Regions from separate parts of the Mus musculus genome. Here region 1 is linked to region 2. Evidence: chromatin loops called from intact Hi-C (ENCODE). Cell type or tissue: left cerebral cortex. All regions are shown on one strand. Links, peaks and the distances in the headings refer to the core of each region. The heading gives the core; the rest is flanking DNA.

The links. Peaks named below come from ENCODE experiments on the same cell type or tissue, not always from the same donor. Only the 100,000 strongest peaks of a DNase experiment are listed, where the experiment ranks them.
Region 1: it touches region 2 in a loop (2.2-fold over the local background); 3 of 42 quality-filtered maps call a loop at or near these places.

The regions. Positions count from the first base shown.
Region 1 is chr6:18,167,101-18,176,133 of GRCm38, forward strand. Cftr (cystic fibrosis transmembrane conductance regulator) reads left to right here and starts at 3,587. Exons shown (of 27, transcript NM_021050.2): 1 at 3,587-3,776. The coding sequence starts at 3,724. RefSeq lists promoters at 2,602-3,738, 3,505-3,738 and silencers at 2,868-3,238, 3,788-4,028. In left cerebral cortex, for the core only: a CTCF peak has its summit at 4,821 (motif pointing left); DNase peaks (open chromatin) are centred at 3,570 and 4,786; H3K4me3 peaks cover 879 bases.
Region 2 is chr6:18,081,369-18,091,879 of GRCm38, forward strand. The region is part of intron 4 of Asz1 (ankyrin repeat, SAM and basic leucine zipper domain containing 1); the gene reads right to left. Among named protein-coding and RNA genes, the nearest start is that of Asz1, 22 kb to the right of the region's middle. In left cerebral cortex, for the core only: a CTCF peak has its summit at 6,028 (motif pointing right); a DNase peak (open chromatin) is centred at 6,105.

The DNA of each region.
Region 1 (9,033 bases), core at 1,034-9,033, 86 kb after region 2:
AATTTGTGTTCTTTTAGTGTCTGTATAACATCTGTCCAGGCTCTTCTGGCTTTCATAGTCTCTGGTGAAAAATCTGGTGTAATTCTGATAGGCTTGCCTTTGTATGTTACTTGACCTTTTTCCCTTACCGCTTTTAGTATTCTATCTTTATTTAGTGCATTTGTTGTTCTGATTATTATGTGTCGGGAGGAATTTCTTTTCTGGTCCAGTCTATTTGGAGTTCTGTAGGCTTCTTGTATGTTCATAGGTATCTCTTTCTTTATATTTGGGAAGTTTTCTTCAATAATTTTGTTGAAGATGTTTGCTGGCCCTTTAAGTTGAAAATCTTCATTCTCATCCACTCCTATTATCCGTAGGTTTGGTCTTCTCATTGTGTCCTGGATTTCCTGGATATTTTGAGTTAGGATCTTTTTGCATTTTCCATTTTCTTTGATTGTTGTGCCGATGTTCTCTATGGAATCTTCTGCACCTGAGATTCTCTCTTCCATCTCTTGTATTCTGTTGCTGATGCTCAAATCTATGGTTCCAGATTTCTTTCCTAGGGTTTCTATCTCCAGTGTTGCCTCACTTTGAGTTTTCTTTATTGTTTCTACTTCCCTTTTTAGGTCTAGTATGGTTTTGTTCATTTCCATCACCTGTTTGTATGTTTTTTCCTCTTTTTCTGTAAGGACTTCTACCTGTTTGATTGTGTTTTCCTGTTTTTCTTTAAGGACTTGTAACTCTTTAGCAGTGTTCTCCTGTATTTCTTTAAGTGATTTATTAAAGTCCTTCTTGATGTCCTCTACCATCATCATGAGATATGCTTTTAAATCTAGGTCTAGGTTTTCGGGTGTGTTGGGGTGCCCTGGACTGGGCGAAGTGGGAGTACTGGGTTCTGATGATGGTGAGTGGTCTTGGTTCCTGTTAGTAGGATTCCTCCGTTTACCTTTCGCCATCTGGTAATCTCTGGAGTTAGTAGTTATAGTTGACTCTGTTTAGAGATTGTTCTTCTGGTGATTCTGTTACCGTCTCTCAGCAGACCTGGGAGACAGATTCTCTCCTCTGAGTTTCAGTGCTCAGAGCACTCTCTGCTGGCAAGCTCTCTTATAGGGAAGGTGCGCAGATATCTTGTATTTGGACCTCCTCCTGGCCGAAGAAGAAGGCCCAAAACAGGACCTTTCTCAGACACTGTGTTGCTTTGGCAGTTCCCAGAAGCTGTCAGCTTCTGTGGTGCAGACTCTCACCTGTGCAGACTAAAATCCTAAGTTCCAGGGAGTCCTGGAACCAAGATGGTGACCGCTGCTCCTGAGGCCGAGGCCGTCTCCCGAGCCAGGCGGACACCTGTCCTCTGGTCCGGATGGTGGCCGGTTATCTGCGGCCCGCCCAGGCTGCTGCCTCAGCGGCTCTGTGCTTCTGCCCGTTCCAGAAGCTGTCCGGTTCTCTGGCACACCCTCTAACCTGTTCAGACTAATTTCCTAAATTCTGCTGAGTCCCGGAACCAAGATGGCGACCGCTGCTGCTGAGGCTGAGGTCGCCTCCCAAGCCAGGCGGACACCTGTCCTCTGGTCCGGATGGTGGCCGGTTATCTGCGGCCCGCCCCGGCTGCTGCCTCAGCGGCTCTGTGCTTCCGCCCGTCCCAGAAGCTGTCCGGTTCTCTGGTGCACCCTCTAACCTGTTCAGACTAATTTCCTAGGTCCCGCGGAGTCCCGGAACCCAGATGGCGACCGCTGCTGCTGAGGCTGAGGTCGCCTCCCAAGCCAGGCGGACACCTGTCCTCTGGTCCGGATGGTGGCCGGTTGTCTGCGGCCCGCCCAGGCTGCTGCCTCAGCGGCTCTGTGCTTCTGCCCGTCCCAGAAGCTGTCAGGTTCTCTGGCGCACCCTCTAACCTGTTCAGACTAATTTCCTAAGTTCTGCTGAGTCCCGGAACCAAGATGGCGACAGATTTTGGTTTTTCAAGACGTAGTTTCTTTGTGTTGCCATGGTTGTCCTGGAATTTGCTCTGTAGACCAGACTGGCCTCGAACTCAGAGATCTGCTTGCCTATGACTCCTGAGTGTTGAGTTCTGGGATTGAAAATGTGCGTCACCACTGCCGGGATAGAAAGAACGTTCAATTTTCAATAAAGAAAAAAAAAATTCAACTCTATTTTAACTTGCTTTGGCAAAACAGGGTTTAGATATTTAAGTGTTGACTCTTTACAACCCAGCAGGGTTTTGTGTTGGACACACATTTCTCACACCAAAAACCTTGGAAGGAAGGTGCACAGCTTGGGAAACTTCCAAAGCCTCCAGGGAGCTAAAGACTCAGGTTTTTCTCTCTGTGAGCTTGAGTGACTAGGACACTTTTGCTTCAGTGACTCAGAGGCCCTTTTAGTGTCTCAGTCAAGATATTTTGCTTAGCAGACTAGGGAAAGGAAAGGAGGGTCATTTAGTTTAGACTGTCCACCTGTTGTTTTTTAGCACACACACATGAAATACCACACTGCACACTGAGCAGGGCCCGGAGGTAAAGGGCCCTCTTTGCTCTCTTTGTCCTTGAGGACTTTGGCTGTAATTATGACACAGCAGGGCATTGTGACATATATGTACGACACACATGTACCTCATAAGGGAAAGTAGTAGCTTCCCTTTCCTTGGTAGGACCTTTGCTGTAATTATGACATATCAGGGAATTGTGACATATGTGTATGACACACATATACCTCATAGGTATTTGTGCCACTATGGCTACTCTAGAGCCTTCAGTCAACAGAGCTTAGGTCTTGTCCAGCTCTTGAAGGGCTTACTGAGGTGGACACCTCAGAGTACTGTGGAACTTGCTGCTTCCTGAGTGTTCTTTGATACAAAAGAGCCACATTTTCATCTCCTTTTCAAAATGGATCTTGAAAAGTTATCTGTAACTAAGCCAGGAGCTAAGGAGACAGGAGAAAGAGGGAGTGAAAGAGAAGAAAAACGAGGAGAGAGGAGTGAAAGGGAAAGAGGAAGGGGAAGAAAAGAGGAAGAAAGAGAGGAAAGAGGAGAGCGAAATGAAGGAGAAAGAGATGAAGGTGGAGGAGGAAGAGGAAGAGATGAAGAGGAAAGAGATGAAGGCAGGGGAGGAATGGGAAGAAAAGAGAGAGGAACAGACGGGGGAGAAAGAGATAAAGGAGAAAGAGGAGAAGAGGAAGGGGGAGAGGACGAGGGAGAGGGAAAGGGAGAAGGAAGAGAAAGGTTCCAGGAAGCCAAGGAGATCAGTGAGTGGTCTTTATTTCCACGAAAAAAGGGTTCTAAGTCCCGCAGATTGGCCACGGTTTACCCGGGCCCAGGGTCGGGCCCGCAGTCTGAGCCGGTGTTGCTGTGGCTGCCTGAAGGTAGGCACGCGGGGGGATCTGGAGGGCGGGCGCTAAGGCCGAGGGCCAGGGAAAAGGTGGCGCCGGCGGGCGGGCGGGCGGGCGCGGGGCGCGCTGGAGGAAGGAGCGCAAGGAGCGCGCGGGGCGGGCGCGGGCGCGGGGCGTGGAGAGCAGCGACTGTGAGGCTGGGCTAGGCAGCGCTGGCTTTAACCTGGGCGGCGGAGGCGTGGGGAAGAAGGCTGAGGAAGGGGAGGTGTGTGGGACCCGAGTGGGTGGGGGGAATTGGAAGCAAATGACATCACCTCAGGTCTGAGTAAAAGGGACGAGCCAAAAGCATTGACCTGGTCCTGGATATCCAGATGTCGAGTCCAACCTGAATTTAGCCGAACACAGACCTCATTGCCTCACGGAGACATCATGCAGAAGTCGCCTTTGGAGAAAGCCAGCTTTATCTCCAAACTCTTCTTCAGGTGAGAGGGTACTCAGCGGATCTTTGCACGGACACATGTGCCTATGCAGGAGAAGGGAATGAATATGGGCAGACTTTGGGAAAACAGGAAGAGATTTTTGTTGTGTTTGTTTTGTTTTAAAAGGTGTGTTGTCATTCAGTGCTTTAAAGGAAATAAGCATTTTTGTACAATAAAATGAAGCTGATTGAATAGAGAACAAAATATACTTGCAACTGTGAATCAGACTTGCAACAGCCAAATATGCTACGGAGCAATAGATATATATTTTTTTAATTTCCTGAAAAAAGTTATACTTCATAAGTGTACTTAATAGAACATTCCTAAGATTGGTCTGTTATTTTCTCCAAGAAAAGCTGACCGCAAGTGCAGTGCCTGTGTAATAGGTGCTCTGAAAACATTTGTTGACTGAATTTTTTTAAAAGTCCAGGAATTATATTGTATTTACTTTTTGCCGTTGTAATATTGAGTAAGTCTAACATGCTCATCACAGTTACATTATTCTTTTTAAAAATGAGCAAGTCAGTTAAAATATCTAACTTTAAAAAGAAATAATATAAGCAATGCATTAAAAAAGTGAGTTACCATGGGGATATGAAACTAGAGTTTTAGCCACTGAAGCTATATTCAATTGACAATTAGGACATTGTTCTCTTATCCTACATTGTCAAAAAACCAAACCCTCAATCTAATAGGATTTTTAAATTAGAATTTAAGTTGGAAGACCTAGGCAAGAATTAAGCGCTTTGTATTTGAAGTGCTCCGTGGAGCTTCGTCTGCTCTGATCCTGTAGTGTGAATGAATGAAAAGAGCAGCGCTCATGGGTCCTCAGCTGACTCACCCCCCCCCCCCCACACACACACCAATGAGTCAGCACACTGAAGTATCATAAGTGTCGAATATGTTCTCAACCTGCCCTATGCTGTGGGTAGGGGGCAAGGCTCAGCCTTAGTCTTCCTGATGTTCCTTTTTCAGCCGGTCTAGAGCTCAAGGCTGAGGAAAGACAAGTGCTTCTGCAGGAGAGCTCCCCCCGGTGGTTGGGAGAGAAGGAAGGGCTTTCTTCTTTAGAATGAATATTTGTGGTGCCTTTTGTTACTTCATCTATAAATCTAGCTTATCGGTCTGGATCTATTTTCTTATTACTTACAAAATCAGAATGTCACTTGACATACATGTGAGGCTTTTATGAAAGCCTATTGAGGAACCTAAATGTCAATGTGTCTGTAAAGGCAAGTTTTCAGGAGAATGAATATCTCTTGTGTGGTTTTCCCACTAAGTAGTAAGAAACTTCAAAATTTTTCACTTATCAAAGTGTTTCAAAAATTTCCCGTTTTTATAACCCACCTAATAAATTGTAGTGTGCTTTACAAATGTTCTTAGGCTGATTTGGAAAGGAAATGTATTATAATGGCTGTGAAATTTGTTAAGAACATACTCATTTCTGCCCTCCAAATGATTTCATAATCAGTTGCTTTAAGAATAGGTGTGTTTTTAAGAGTTTAGTTCCTACTATTTATAGGAACTGACATTTAGCTAAGTACTAGTCAGTGATTATAAACTTCCTTCTGGACTTTAATTTTCAAAGAGTAAAACCCTTTTCTCCACTGGACTAGGCAGTGCCGCCTAGTGACCAGGGCAGTGGGCCCTGGATTCCCATGGCCTGGACTCAGGCTGCAGATCTACTGCTTAGTAGGCAAGCCCTTTGGTGTCTCTGCATGACTTCAGTGCTACAACTTGGAGTCTGTCAGTGTGACACATAATGTAATGGGTTAGTCTGTTGAGGAATATATGCTGTGCTTTGAGGACATGTTAGCTGCCCTTACTGTTGTTTACATGTTTACATTCCTCGAAGTGCTGGGATCCTCACTGTAAAGGACAGTGAGTTTATTTCTGCTGGGTGCACTTTTGTGACTATAGCCTGTATCTATGCCATTTGCTTGAGAAGTTAGCATAGGGGATAGATAGCCTCACGTAGCATGGGCTTGTTAGATACTTAGATGAAAGCCATGCTCTTACATCAGATCTCCTTCAGTGCCTTAGAATTTAACCTATCCCATCAAGCTTAGGGTTATAAAAGACTCCTAAAAGCTGACTTCTATGTGTCTACTATTATGGTCTTGGTTTTGGATTATATTAATTAACATTTTAATTATTTAGATTATGTTACTGAGAAACCAAAACAAGTTTAATAATAATTTAAGTACTTTTTATTTTTTTAAGTTTTCAGTAAGTAAAAAAATGGAAAGACATTGGAATTGGTCTAACACAGAAGATAATTTTACCATGAAAATTTCAAGTAATTTTTTTTACTTTCATGGAAAATAAATGCATTAACTTGAAGGTGTAATGATAACATTTATGAAATAAGTTGTTTCAAAACAAGTGGTGATATATTTATACAGAATTTATGATTGACATATTAGTGGAATTAATTCCTAAAAACCTTTGATTTGTAGAAATGTTTGAACTTTACACTTTCATAGAGATTTAAGAAAAAAGATTATGCCTAACGTGTACCTGTTAGTGTGTGTGTGTGTGTGTATGTGCGCGTATGCATGTTTGTATGACCATAGAGTGCAGTATAAGCTATCATCTCTTGAGTCATGTCTCTCATTGGCCTGAATCTCACCAGTTATGTTAGACAGACTTGCCAGTGAACCCAAGGGCTTTCCCTGACTCTACCTTCTCAGCACTGGGATTACAATCTTGTGTCACTCTGCCCGCCTTTTCACCTAGGAGCTTGGGATTGAGCTCGGTTCTTCATTCATGTGAAGTTCTTCTCTGACTGGGTTATGAACAGTCCCAAGAAATTGGGTAGCAACATTTCCATTCTGTTTGTGATCCATATTACAGAGATTATACTTGACAAAACTTAAGGTTATCCAAATCTGAAGGCCACTTTTGATATACTGAGGATATGGTATTTAGAAAACCAAGAATTGCTGTCCCTTCAGTTGATGGATGTCATACAGTGGCCACAGCTCCAGATTTCATTTGGCTTTTCTTTAATAGAAATGGGAAGAAGCCACATCTAGGATGGAGAGACCCTCTGTTTGGACAGTGTACAAGCACTGCCCGATACTGGCTCTGTGCCAGCAACTTAGGACTCCCTTCTGTTTATTTTCTTTTCACTGATAATGTTTGGTTGTTACACAGCTCAGAAATTTCAACTTGGGATTTATGTTAGGTTCATGTCAGTTTTGTTTAGTTTAATCAACAGTTCTAAGAGCACCTCTTGTACAGGACATGATGAAATCATGATTTTGTGTATGTGCATATATATGTGTATAATAAATATCTCTATACAGTGAAATTTATTTTAGTTGATATCACAATTATTAAAATTTATTTTAAGGTTTTATAGCACATTACTACACAATATATTTTGATAGTCAATTCCTCAGAGCAGAGGAAGCTATTATCTTAAAAATAACTTCTTCAACATTTTGTTTGATATACGATGAAATACTACTCAGTGCACACTGATATACAAGGGAAATCAAGGCTTTTTGTTTTCTTTATGGAAGTTTGACTTAACTGTGATAATTCCTAAGTGTTAAAACATGTTTAAGAGGTCCACAAATAAATATCACCATAAAGTATGTTATTACTGTTAATGCCCTTTCATAGGAACCTGTAATTTCACTGCGGTAGCACTATAGATAAGTATAGGATTGCCAAACCATAAGGGAAGGGCGGTAACCATTTAGCATGCAGTGAGATATTATTTGTTGAGACTTTAAAAACACATCTGAGTCAGCAGAGTTTGGGCCGTTTTGATTTGCTCTTCACCATGCATCTTGTGCATTTCCTCAGAGCCAAGTCTGCAAAGCAGTGAGTATAAGAGGCGAAAACTATGAAAGAGGTCCACTTATTTGGAGATACTAACAGAGGGATTTCATAAATACATTTTTCATCATCAGTAAGGGAAACATTTTAATGGCTTCCCTTCAGCTCTTAAGAATGGAATGGATGCACCATGTAGGGTTTTCTTTGTAAAATCAGCATTACAAAGTGGCCTCTTCATGGACTTGATTGTCAGAGAACTTAGGCTTTTAGCAAGAATACTCTAGTAGTTCAGATGAGGCTTGTCAAAATGTCAATTTCAGTATAAGCCATTAATTATCTTTTGACATTAATGACTATTTGAAATTGTAAACTACTTTTGTGTTTAGTATTCACATCATTTCATGACTCCAGGATTACATGATTATAATACCTGTTTCTTGTTGAAATTGTCTCACAATGCTAAACATCATCTATATGCAGTATACATACATACTCTACCCTCAAAATAATGGGACAATCATTTTGATACAATGGGTGAGGGGAAACAACTGTTGACACATTTTTTAATAGAGTAAGTATTCCTTCACATTTTCCTTGTGATGTTTATCATATAAACTCTTCAGAAGGCAGTCTACTTTATGACTCCTTGTTCTAGGGCAGTAGTTCTCAACCTGTGTGTTTCAAGGGTTAAATGACCCTTACACATGTGTTGCATATAAGCTATCCTACATATCAGCTCTTCACCATACAATGAATAACAATAGAAGAATTAGACTCATGAAGTAGCAACAAAAATTATCTTATAATTTGGATTCACCATAACATGAGAAACTGTATTAAAGAGTTCCAGCAATAGAAAGGTTGAGGACCACTGCGCTAGGGTAAGGGAATGGTTTGGAGATTTTTGAAGTCTTTAGCATTGTTAGACTTCTTAGCTTGGAAGATATTCTCTTGATATCATAAGATTAGCTGTCCTCCCCACCCAAGTCAAAGGGGTATTTCCCCAGTATTTCCTGTAGGTCATGATGACTCAGAGCAATGTTTGGAGGGCAATTTCATTCACTCCCTTTTCACCACCACCGTACTCCATGCTTGGCATTAAGGTGGTAGAGGCGCTGCCCTCTGAATGAATGAATACCTTAAAACTGATGATCTCAAGCCACAGAGATCCCTATCCCATACTCATGGCTGTCTAGCAAGGTTTGATAGAGAAGTGTTGTATAGGAACTGCAAGAACAAGTGAGAGAACAGCAGTGGTTCAGAGAAGGTCTGGAGTCTGTCCTGAAAGCATGTGACAGAACTTGGGAGGTAGATCTGGAAACTAGCAAGGGCTAGACCCCTGGGTACCTTATATATTTCTTAGGGCTTTATTGCACTGCTCATGAAATGAAAGGTGGGAAATTTTAAGCAGGCAGAGATGTGATTATTTCAAGATTGTTGGCGTTTTTTTTTTTGTTTTTTTGTTTTTTTG
Region 2 (10,511 bases), core at 1,244-9,243:
AGAAAGAGATGCCCATGACCATACAAGAAGCCTACAGAACTCCAAATAGACTGGACCAGAAAAAAAATTCCTACCGACAGATAATTATCAGAACAACGAATGCACTAAATAAGGATAGAATATTAAAAGCAGTAAGGGAGAAAGGTCAAGTAACATATAAAGGAAGGCCTATCAGAATTACACCAGACTTCTCAACAGAGACTATGAAAGCCAGAAGATCCTGGACAGATGTTATAGAGACCCTAAGAGAACACAAATGCCAGCCCAGGCTACTATGCCCAGCAAAACTCTCAATTACCAGAGATGGAGAAATCAAAGTATTCCATGACAAAACCAAATTCACACAATATCCTCCACGAATCCAGCCCTTCAAAGGATAATAAAGAGAAAACTCCAACACAAGGAGGGAAATGACACCCTAGAAAAAGCAAGAAAGCAATCCTTCAAGAAACCTAAAAGAAGATAGCCCCAAGAACAGAATCCCAACTCTAACAACAAAAATAACAGGAAGTAACAATTACTTTTCCTTAATATCTCTTACTATCAATGGACTCAATTCCCCAATAAAAAGACATAGACTAACAGATTGGCTACATAAACAGGACCCAACATTTTGCTGCATACAGGAAACCCATCTCAGGAACAAAGACAGATACTACCTCAGAGTAAAAGGCTGGAAAACAATTTTCCAAGCAAAGAGTCTGAAGAAACAAGATAGAGTAGCCATTCTAATATCGAATAAAATTGACTTCCAACCCAAAGTTATTAAAAAAGACAAGGAGGGGCACTTCATACTCAGCAAAGGTAAAATCTTCCAAGATGAACTCTCAATTCTGAATATCTATGCTCCAAATGCAAGGGTATCCACATTCATTAAAGAAATGTTAGTAAAGCTCAAAGCACGCATTGCACTGCACACAGTAATAGTGGGAGACTTTAACACCCCTCTCCCTTCAATGGACAGATTCTAGAAACAAAAACTAAACAAAGACACAGTGAAACTAACAGGAGTTATGAAACTAATGGGTTTAACAGATATCTATAGAACTTTTTATCCTAAAACAAAAGAAAATATCTTTTTCTCAGCACCTCATGGTACCTTCTGCAAAATAGACCATATAATGGGTCACAAAACAGGCCTCAACAGATATAAAAATACTGAAATTATCCCATGCATTCTACCAGATCACCACAGACTAAGGTTGATTTTCAATAACAACATAAATAATAGAAAGCACACATATATGTGGAAGCTGAACAACTCTCTACTCAATGATAACTTAGTCAAGGAAGAAATAAAGAAAGAAATTAAAGACTTTTGAAAATGAAGCCACAACATACCCAAACTTATGGGACACAATGAAAGTAGTCCTAAGAGGAAAACTTATAGCTCTGAGTGCCTCCAAAAACAATCTGGAGAGAGCATACATTAGCATCTTGACAGTACACCTAAAAGTTCTAGAAAAAAATGAAGCAAATTCACCCAAGAGGAAAGTATCAAACAAAGGGCTGAAGTCAACCAAATAGAAACAAAAAAAGAATTATACAAAGAATCAACCTATCCAGGAGCTGTGTTTTTTTTTTGTTTTTTGTTTTTTTTTTTGAGAAAATCAACAAGATAGATAAACCCTTAGGCAGACTAACTAGAGGGCACAGGGACAGTATCCTAATTAACACAATCAGAAATGAAAAGGGAGACATAACAACAGAACCGGAGGAAATCCAAAACATCATCAGATCCTACTACAAAAACCTATACACAACAAAACTGGAAAACCTGGATGAAACAGACAATTTTCTAGACAGATACTAAGTACCAAAGTTAAATCAGGATCAGATTAGCAATCTAAACAGTCCCATATCCCCTAAAGAAATAGAAACAGTTATTAATAGTCTTCTGACCAAAAAAAAAAAAAAGCCCAGGACCAGATGGGTTTAGTGCAGAGTTTTATCAGACTTTCAAAGAAGACCTAGTTCCAATTCTCCTCAAACTATTCCACAAAACAGAAACAGAAGGTACTCTACCCAATTCATTCTATGAAGCCACAATTACTCTGATACCTAAACCACACAAAGATCCAACAAAGAAAGCGAACTTCAGACCAATTTCCCTTATGAATATCGATGCAAAAATACTCAATAAAATCCTTGAAAACAGAATCCAAGAACACATCAAAACGATCATCCATCCTAATTAAGTAGGTTTCATCCCAGGGATGCAGGGATGGTTCAATATATGGAAATCCATCAACATAATCCACTAAATAGACAAACTCAAAGACAAAAACCACATGATTATCTCATTAGATGCTGAGAACGCATTTGACAAAATCCAACACCCATTCATGATAAAACGTCTTGGAAAGATCAGGAATTCAAGGCCCATACCTAAACATAATAAAAGCAACATACAACAAACCAGTAGCCAACATCAAACTGAATGGAGAGAAACTTGAAGCAATCCCACTAAAATCAGGGACTAGACAAGGATGCCCACTTTCTCCCTACCTATTCAATATAGTACTTGAAGTCCTAGCCAAAGCAATTCGACAACAAAAGGAGATCGAGGGGATACCAATTGGAAAGGAAGAAGTCAAAATATCACTATTTGCAGATGATATGATAGCGTATATAAGTGACCCTAAAAATTCCACCAGAGAACTCCTAAATCTGAAAAACAGCTTCAGTGAAGTAGCTGGATATAAAATTAACTCAAACAAGTCAATGGCCTTTCTCTATACAAAGGATAAACAGGCTGAGAAAGAAATTAGGGAAACAACACCCTTCTCAATAGTCCCAAATAATATAAAATACCTTGGCGTGACTCTAACTCAGGAAGTGAAAGATCTGTATGATAAGAACTTCAAGTCTCTGAAGAAAGAAACTGAAGATCTCAGAAGATGGAAAGATCTCCCATGTTCATGGATTGGCAGGATTAATATAGTAAAAATGGCTATCTTGCCAAAAGCAATCTACAAATTCAATGCAATCCCCATCAAAATTCCAACTCTATTTTTCAACGAATTAGTAAGGGCAATTTGCAAATTCATCTGGAATAAGAAAAAACCTAGGATAACAAAAACTATTCTCAACAATAAAAGAACCTCTGGTGGAATCACCATCCCAGACCTCAAGCTGTAATACAGAGCACTTGTGATAAAAAACTGCATGGTACTGGTACAGTGACAGAAGGTAGATCAATGGAATAGAACTAAACTGAAGACCAAGAAATAAACCTACACTCCCATGGTCACTTGATCTTTGACAAAGGTGCTAAAACCATCCAGCGGAAAGAAGACAGCATTTTCAAGAAATGGTGCTGGCTCAACTGGCGGTTATCATGTAGAAGAATTCGAATTGATTCATTCTTATCTCCTAGTACAAAGGTCAAGTCTAAGTGGATCAAGGAACTCCACATAAAACCAGAGACATTGAAACTTATAGAGGAGAAAGTGGGGAAGAGCCTCCAACACAGGGGCACCTGAGAAAAATTTCTGAAGAGAACACCAATGGCTTGTACTGTAATATCAAGAATTAACAAATGGGACCTCATAAAATAGCAAAGCCTCTGTAAGGCAAAGACACTGTCATTAAGACAAAAAGGCCTACAACAGATTGGGAAAATATCTTTACCAATCCTAAATCCGATTGGGGGCTAATATCCAATATATATAAAGAACTCAAGAATGCGGACTCCAGAAAACCAAATAACCCTGTTAAAAATGGGGTACAGAGCTAAATAAAGAATTCTCAACTGAGGAATAGAAAATGGCCGAGAAGCACCTAAAAAATGTTCAACATTCTTAATCGTCAGGGAAATGCAAATCAAAACAACCCTGAGCTTCTACCTCATACCTGTCAGAATGGCTAAGACCAAAAACTCAGGTGACAGCAGATGCTGACAAGGATGTGGAGAAAGAGGAACACTCTTGCATTACTGGTGGGATTGCAAGCTGGTACAATCACTCTGGAAATCAGTTGGGTGGTTCCTCAGAAAATTGGACATAGTACTACCGAAAGATCCAGTAATACCTCTCCTGGGCATATACCCAGAAGATGTTCCAACTTGTAATAAGGACACATGCTCCACTATGTTCATAGCAGCCTTATTTATAATCGAGCCAGAAGCTGGAACGAACCAAGATGTCCCTCAACAGAGGAATGGATACAGAACATGCTGTACATTTACACAATGGAGTACTACTAAGCTATTAAAAACAATGAATTCATGAATTTCTTAGACAAAAGATGGATTTGGAAGGTATCATTGTAAGTGAGGTAACCCAATCACAAAAGAACACACATGATATGCACTCACTCTTAAGTGGATATTAGACCAGAATATCAGAATACCCAAGACACAATTTGCAATACACATGAAATGCAACAAGAAGGAAGACCAAAGTGTGGATATTTTATTTCTTCGTAGAATGGGGAACAAAATATCCATGGAAGGAGTTACAGAGACAAAGTTTGGAGCAGAAACTGAAGGACGGACCATCAAGAAACTTCCCCACCTGGGGATCTATCCCATAAACAACCACCAAACCCAAAAAGTAGCAGATGCCAACAAAAGCTTGCTGACAGGAGCCTGATATAGCTGTCTACTGAGAGGCTCTGCCAGTGCCTGACAAATACAGAAGTGGATATTCACAGTCATCTATTAGAGGAAGCTCAGGGTCCCCAATGAAGGAGCTAGAGAAAATAACCATGGAGCTGAAGGGGTTTGCAGCTCCCTAGGAGGAACAACAATATGAACTAACCAGTACCCCCAGAGTTCTCTGGGACTAAACCACCGATCAAAGAAAACACACGGAGGGACTCATGGCTCTAGCTGCATATGTAGCTGTGGATGGCCTAGTCAGTCATCAATGAGAGGAGAGGCCCTTGGTCCTGTGAAGGTTCTATGCCCCAGTTAGGGGAATGCCAGGGCCAGGCAGGGGGAGTGGGTGGGTTGGGAGAAGGGGAAGGGAGGAGAGGATAGGGGATTTCTGGTGGGGAAACTAGGAAAGGAGATAACATTTGAAATGTAAATAAAGAAAAAGCTAATGATTTTTAAAATTTTTTATTCATTGTTTTAAATAGAATATTAAAATATTTTAGTCATTTGTTATTTAAATTTGCTGTGGTGTATCAAGGCATAGCTTCACCTTAGTATGTTGAGATTATAAAGCTATTTTTGCCCAAGGTATTGGTATTAGTCTGATTTTTCTTCTAGAAACTAGAATTTTTCATAAGGTCGACACAATTCCCTTGGTCCTTTGAATCGACAAGTTAATTTCAAAAAATTATATGAAATCCCTTGTAAGTGCTCTCATCTTAGCAAAGAAATGAGTCTCTTTATTCAGTCTTATGCAATACAGCTTAAAATTGTCTTGATTTAGGGCCTTCATTTTTCTTTTTTCTAGACATTTACATTTGCTCTCTAGAGTGGGATCTATGACAATACTGTTTTTTCAAGATAGTCAGCTTGTAAACTGAAAATCATGTGGATTTTGCATATTAGCATTAGAAAGTGATGTCATTTTATTTCTATTATTTCCAATAGTTTCTGAGCTCATTGTTTGGATTTACCAAGTGCAAAGCTAATATAATCTTAACATTACAATTTTGTTAACCCCTTCATAACTGGAAGCCAGTGGCTAATTGCTTTATTCAAAGCAACATAATTTAATGGCTCAGGTCAGAGTTCACCACTCTTTCTGTGGAAGACAACAGAGCAAATCCCTTAATCTTTGTGAGCACTCATACATGTGCCATGGTTGTAGCATTCAAATTATTACAGTGTGAAAATTTCCACAGATGAGACATAAATGAAAAAGCTGTTCTGTGGAAGGAAATTAGAATTCAGTGCTCTAATATAGTCCTGGAGGTCAGCCAACTTCAGAGTCAGAGTATATGCAGTAAGTCAGCTAGCCTAGTTTCAAAGCTAGCCTGTGTGCATTGTATCATACAAAATTTTTCTCAAACTTGACAAGTCTGACTTTCTCGCTACTCTATTTCAATAAGATTTCCACTAGAGGGCAACAAAACTCAACTTTATGGGAACATTCATTCCTGATGATGTACCTATCACGTTGTATTACAAATTAAATGGTTGGTTTACCTTCAGGAACATATTTTATGGACATTTAAGTATGTATTTACAAGTGTAGCCAGAAGACTAATGAAACAGCATGATTTGGGCAATGATGAAGTGCTAGGAACCAGGCATCTACTGCAGGAGTGGAGCGCCTTTAGATCAACACTGTGCAGTGGCCGGGCGCTGGGGGGTGGGTGCTACAATAACAATATGTTGGAAGGTTGTTGTAGTCTGGATGTAAATTTAGTATTCACTAAAACATATTGAAGTATTGCAAGATGGTCTCTATCTCCAAGGAAGATCTGTGGAACCTTTCAGTAGTGGGGCATTGTGAGAGGTCCTCTGGTTAACTAGGGAAAGTACTTGCTCACAGTATTCTTGTGAGAATCATGTAAGTTTCATGGAGACTGTTACAAACCTTGTGCCTGGCCATATGCATGCACTGGCTTCCAGTTTGAGATGAGAGTTCTGCTGGCACGTGATATTCCTCCATCTCTGTTTGTCATTAACGATATAGACCCTTACAGAGCTAAACTGTTATGGTGTTGCCACATCTTCAAATCTGTATGCATGTAAGACGCATAACTATACATCAGATATATGTGACTAATGTTCTAGGAAAAAGAAAATATTAACTTAGAGAGGTGAACTTCAGGGATGGAAAGCTGTCAGAAACTAGGGTTTCTGAAATACGCACACACACTCTTCCTCTTATATTGATAAGAAATCTACCTGGTCCATGTGGAGGCACAGAAGCGAAACTAAGGCTTCCAGACCATGGTGAGCAAAGGCCCTGGTGTTGGACTGAGTATTATATTCCCCCAAAGTTTTTCTTTGAGGCCATTCCTAATTCCTGGGTGGCACTGGTATATCGTAGTACTGGCCAGTCTTCTCAATGGTGCAAACCACAGAACTTGAAGTTTGGTGTTGCTAAAGCACTGAGAATTTCAAGAAGCAAGAATCTGGGCTTGAATACTTCCCTAGTAAGATGATGGATTAGAAGACCCATCAGTGAAACTTGGTAAAATACAAGATGATAAACAATAGTTTCCATCCCACCCAAGACAACAGCTAAAAACAAATTTATTATGGCAGGTAATAGCTCTCCAGGGAAGTAGGAGCTACGGAACGAGGAAGGGGGAGCCATGACTGGCACTCAGCTGTGATGGACTTTGTGAGGTCAGTGGGGAATACCAGGAAAGTTTGTTCATCCTTCTCATGCCTGTTCCCACTGTAAGGACAGTTAGCTGGACAGACCATGGGTTGGACCTCACCTTAACTATGGGCAATGAGATGCAAGGTCAATGCCATCTGTGTGCCTCAAGGCTGAAGAACCTAAAAAAGATATTCTAGCTTGAGTTACTAGGAACTGCTAGAAACCTGCTCCCTCTCCATCTCCTTGCTTGAACAGCCAGAGAAAGGCCAATTGCAGAGGTGCTGCCAAGGTCTGGATAAACCATGGGCAGGAAGCAGGTGATGAGTGGAGGCTGTGGAGCCTGCAGTTGAAGGATTACACTCATATGCACCTCTCTCTTGTGAGGTCAGCAGGAATCATGAGCATCAATTCCACACTCTCCTGCCCTGCACACCTGCTGTGTCTAACTGGAACCAGGAGCTGTGCAGGTATGGACAGCGGGCTGCACACTGTGGGTGCTGAAGTGCGGCTTGCAGGACACCCTGAAGGGCTGTTCATCGCTTACACGAGCAGCAGCATAGGAACAGAGACTACACTGCTGACCTGAGCTGTGCCTGAAACCCAATCCAAACATTTGCTTAAATTCCCCTGGGCACTGCACACTCACAAACCTGCTTTCACATGTTTGGACCACAGCTGCACCCTGTACCTCCCCTCCTCAGTATCATGTACTCCATGAAATGTCACACGGAGGGAAGGAATGCAAAGTCCAACCTGGAGGAAGAAACGCTGTTTGGTGTCAAATCTACTGTACTTTTAATTTCACTTTGTCTCTTTACATTAGTTTTCAATATTTTAACTTCACCTGTGCACAAATATCACTTAAAGATCTTGTTTTAGTTTTTATATTACCTGGCAATATTTTATGCTCATTTTGGAGGTTTCTATTGTTCACTCACTGCTATTCTCCCTCTGTACAACTCTTATCTTCTTCTTCTTTCTTCTGAATCATAACTGCCCAAAGGTTTAGTAATTCCTAAGCTCTGTGGTAGTAGCTGACACTTCAAATCCTGTTGACTCCAATTTCTCCTTTCCATTTATTTTAACTCCCTTACCTTTGTTCTCAGTTACTGTAACACTATTCCTATCCTCAATCACCCTGCTTCTGTCAATGTCTACCCTTAGTCAACAATATCTTAGTATACAACATGATCGATCCTCTTCCTGCACCCCTCTCATAGTCACTGAAATTAAACGACTGTTAAACTGATTGCTACAATCTTCACATAATGTGTCCACCTAACACTGCAGTTGGCTCTTCCTGTAATATACTAGTTTGAGAGCAGAGCAGGTGATCACACCTTGTTCCCTAAATACACAGACTGAAGGTCTAGCTTCTGTACTATGCTCCTTAATTGTACTATACCTTGTCCCACTAGAACATTACAAATACTTCCACTGAGAGAATAAAACTGATACAAAAATCAGACCAATTAAATAACTCCAGATATACAACAAACCCCAAAACATAATTTTATGAAATATGACTAAAATCAAGGAAGTATGATGCCTCTAAAAATACTAATCCCGTAGTCATGAACTCAATGAAGCAGATCAGATGAAACCTCACACAAAGAGGTCAAAGGGACAAGTATAAGACAGCTTAGAAAAATCATAGAGGATATAAATCATTTCTTAAATGAATTCAAAGAGAATACAAATAAAGAGCTGAGTGAAATAAGGAAGCCAATATGGGATATGAAAGAGGAATTTAAAAGAGAAAAGATAAATAAAACTGAACATCGAGAAATACAAACATCATTAAGCCAATGGTCTCAATGAGAATGACCTTCACAGTCTCAATTACTAGAATGTTTGGTCCCCAGTAAGTGTAACTGTTTGGGAAGGATGATATGTCATGGGGGATGGGCATGGAAGTTTCAAAAGCCTATGCCATTCCCAATTAGCACTCTCTCCCTCCTGTCTCTCTCTGAATTGTGTTGGTGGATCAGATATAAGCTCTCAGCTACTGCTTTAGCTCCAGGCTGGCCTGCCTGCCTGCCTGCTGCCATGCTCCTGCCATGATCATCACAGACTCATCTGAAAACTGTTAGCCACAATAAACTCCTTGTATAAGTTGTCTCTGTCATCATGTCTCTTTACAGAAATAGAAAAGTAACTAAGACAGCCACAAACCACCACCACCACCACCACCACCACCATCACCAAAGCAAAACAAAAATCCCCAAAACCGATACAGTAGAAAGCTTCTCTTATATCATGAGTTACTTGGAAGACAGAGTATCAGGGATGAAGAACAAGCCACGATAGACTTTGAAATGTCTATCAAATAAAACAAGAATGTACAAAATAATATATTAAATCAATGAGACACCATTAAAAGACAAAATTTATTAATCATGGGGATGAACAAAGAGAACATCAGATCAGAGGCATAAATAATACATTCAATAAAGAACACATAAGAAAAGTTACCAGACCAAGAGAATGAGTTGACCATCCAGGACTCAGGAGGCATTATACTACCAAACAGACCAGACAGGAAAAGAACTACCCCATCCTATAGTCTAGTTAAAATGCAAAGCCTAGTGGACAAAAAGAAGCAAGACAGAAGAACCAATTCCAGACAGAGGTGAACATATCAGAGTTACAAAAGATTCAAAGACAGGGACCCAAGAGCCAGGATAATACGGATGCATCCCAAGCATTGAAACATTGAGGGCCAGCCCAGGAAGCCATGTGTTATAGCCGAAGGAAGAAAAACTTCCATGATAAGCACAAACTAAAGGGATTCATTGCTGTTAAGTCAGTCTCTCTCTCTCTCTCTCTCTCTCTCTCTCTCTCTCTCTCTCTCTCACACACACACACACACACACACACAGAAATAGAGAGAGAAAGAACATTCCATCAAAACACCATATTTTTCTTAGTAGCCTATTGAAATTAAAATTATCCTGCAGTAGGGTATAGAACAACTTTTAGTAAATACAGGAAAACTTAAATAACTTATTATGTTATAGCTGACAATGGACTAAAACTAGAAACCATCAGTAAAGGAACTATTAAATACATACAAACTTATGGAGATTGAACAATTGGTTGATGAGACTGGTCATTAAATAAATCAAGTAGGAAAATGAGACTGGAACTGTCTTAGGTAGGGTTTCTATTACTATGGCAAAACACCATGACCTAAAGCAACATGCGGAGTAAAAGATTTATCTGGCTTACATATTCTGGGTCACAGTCTACCAAAGGAAGCCAAGGCAGGAA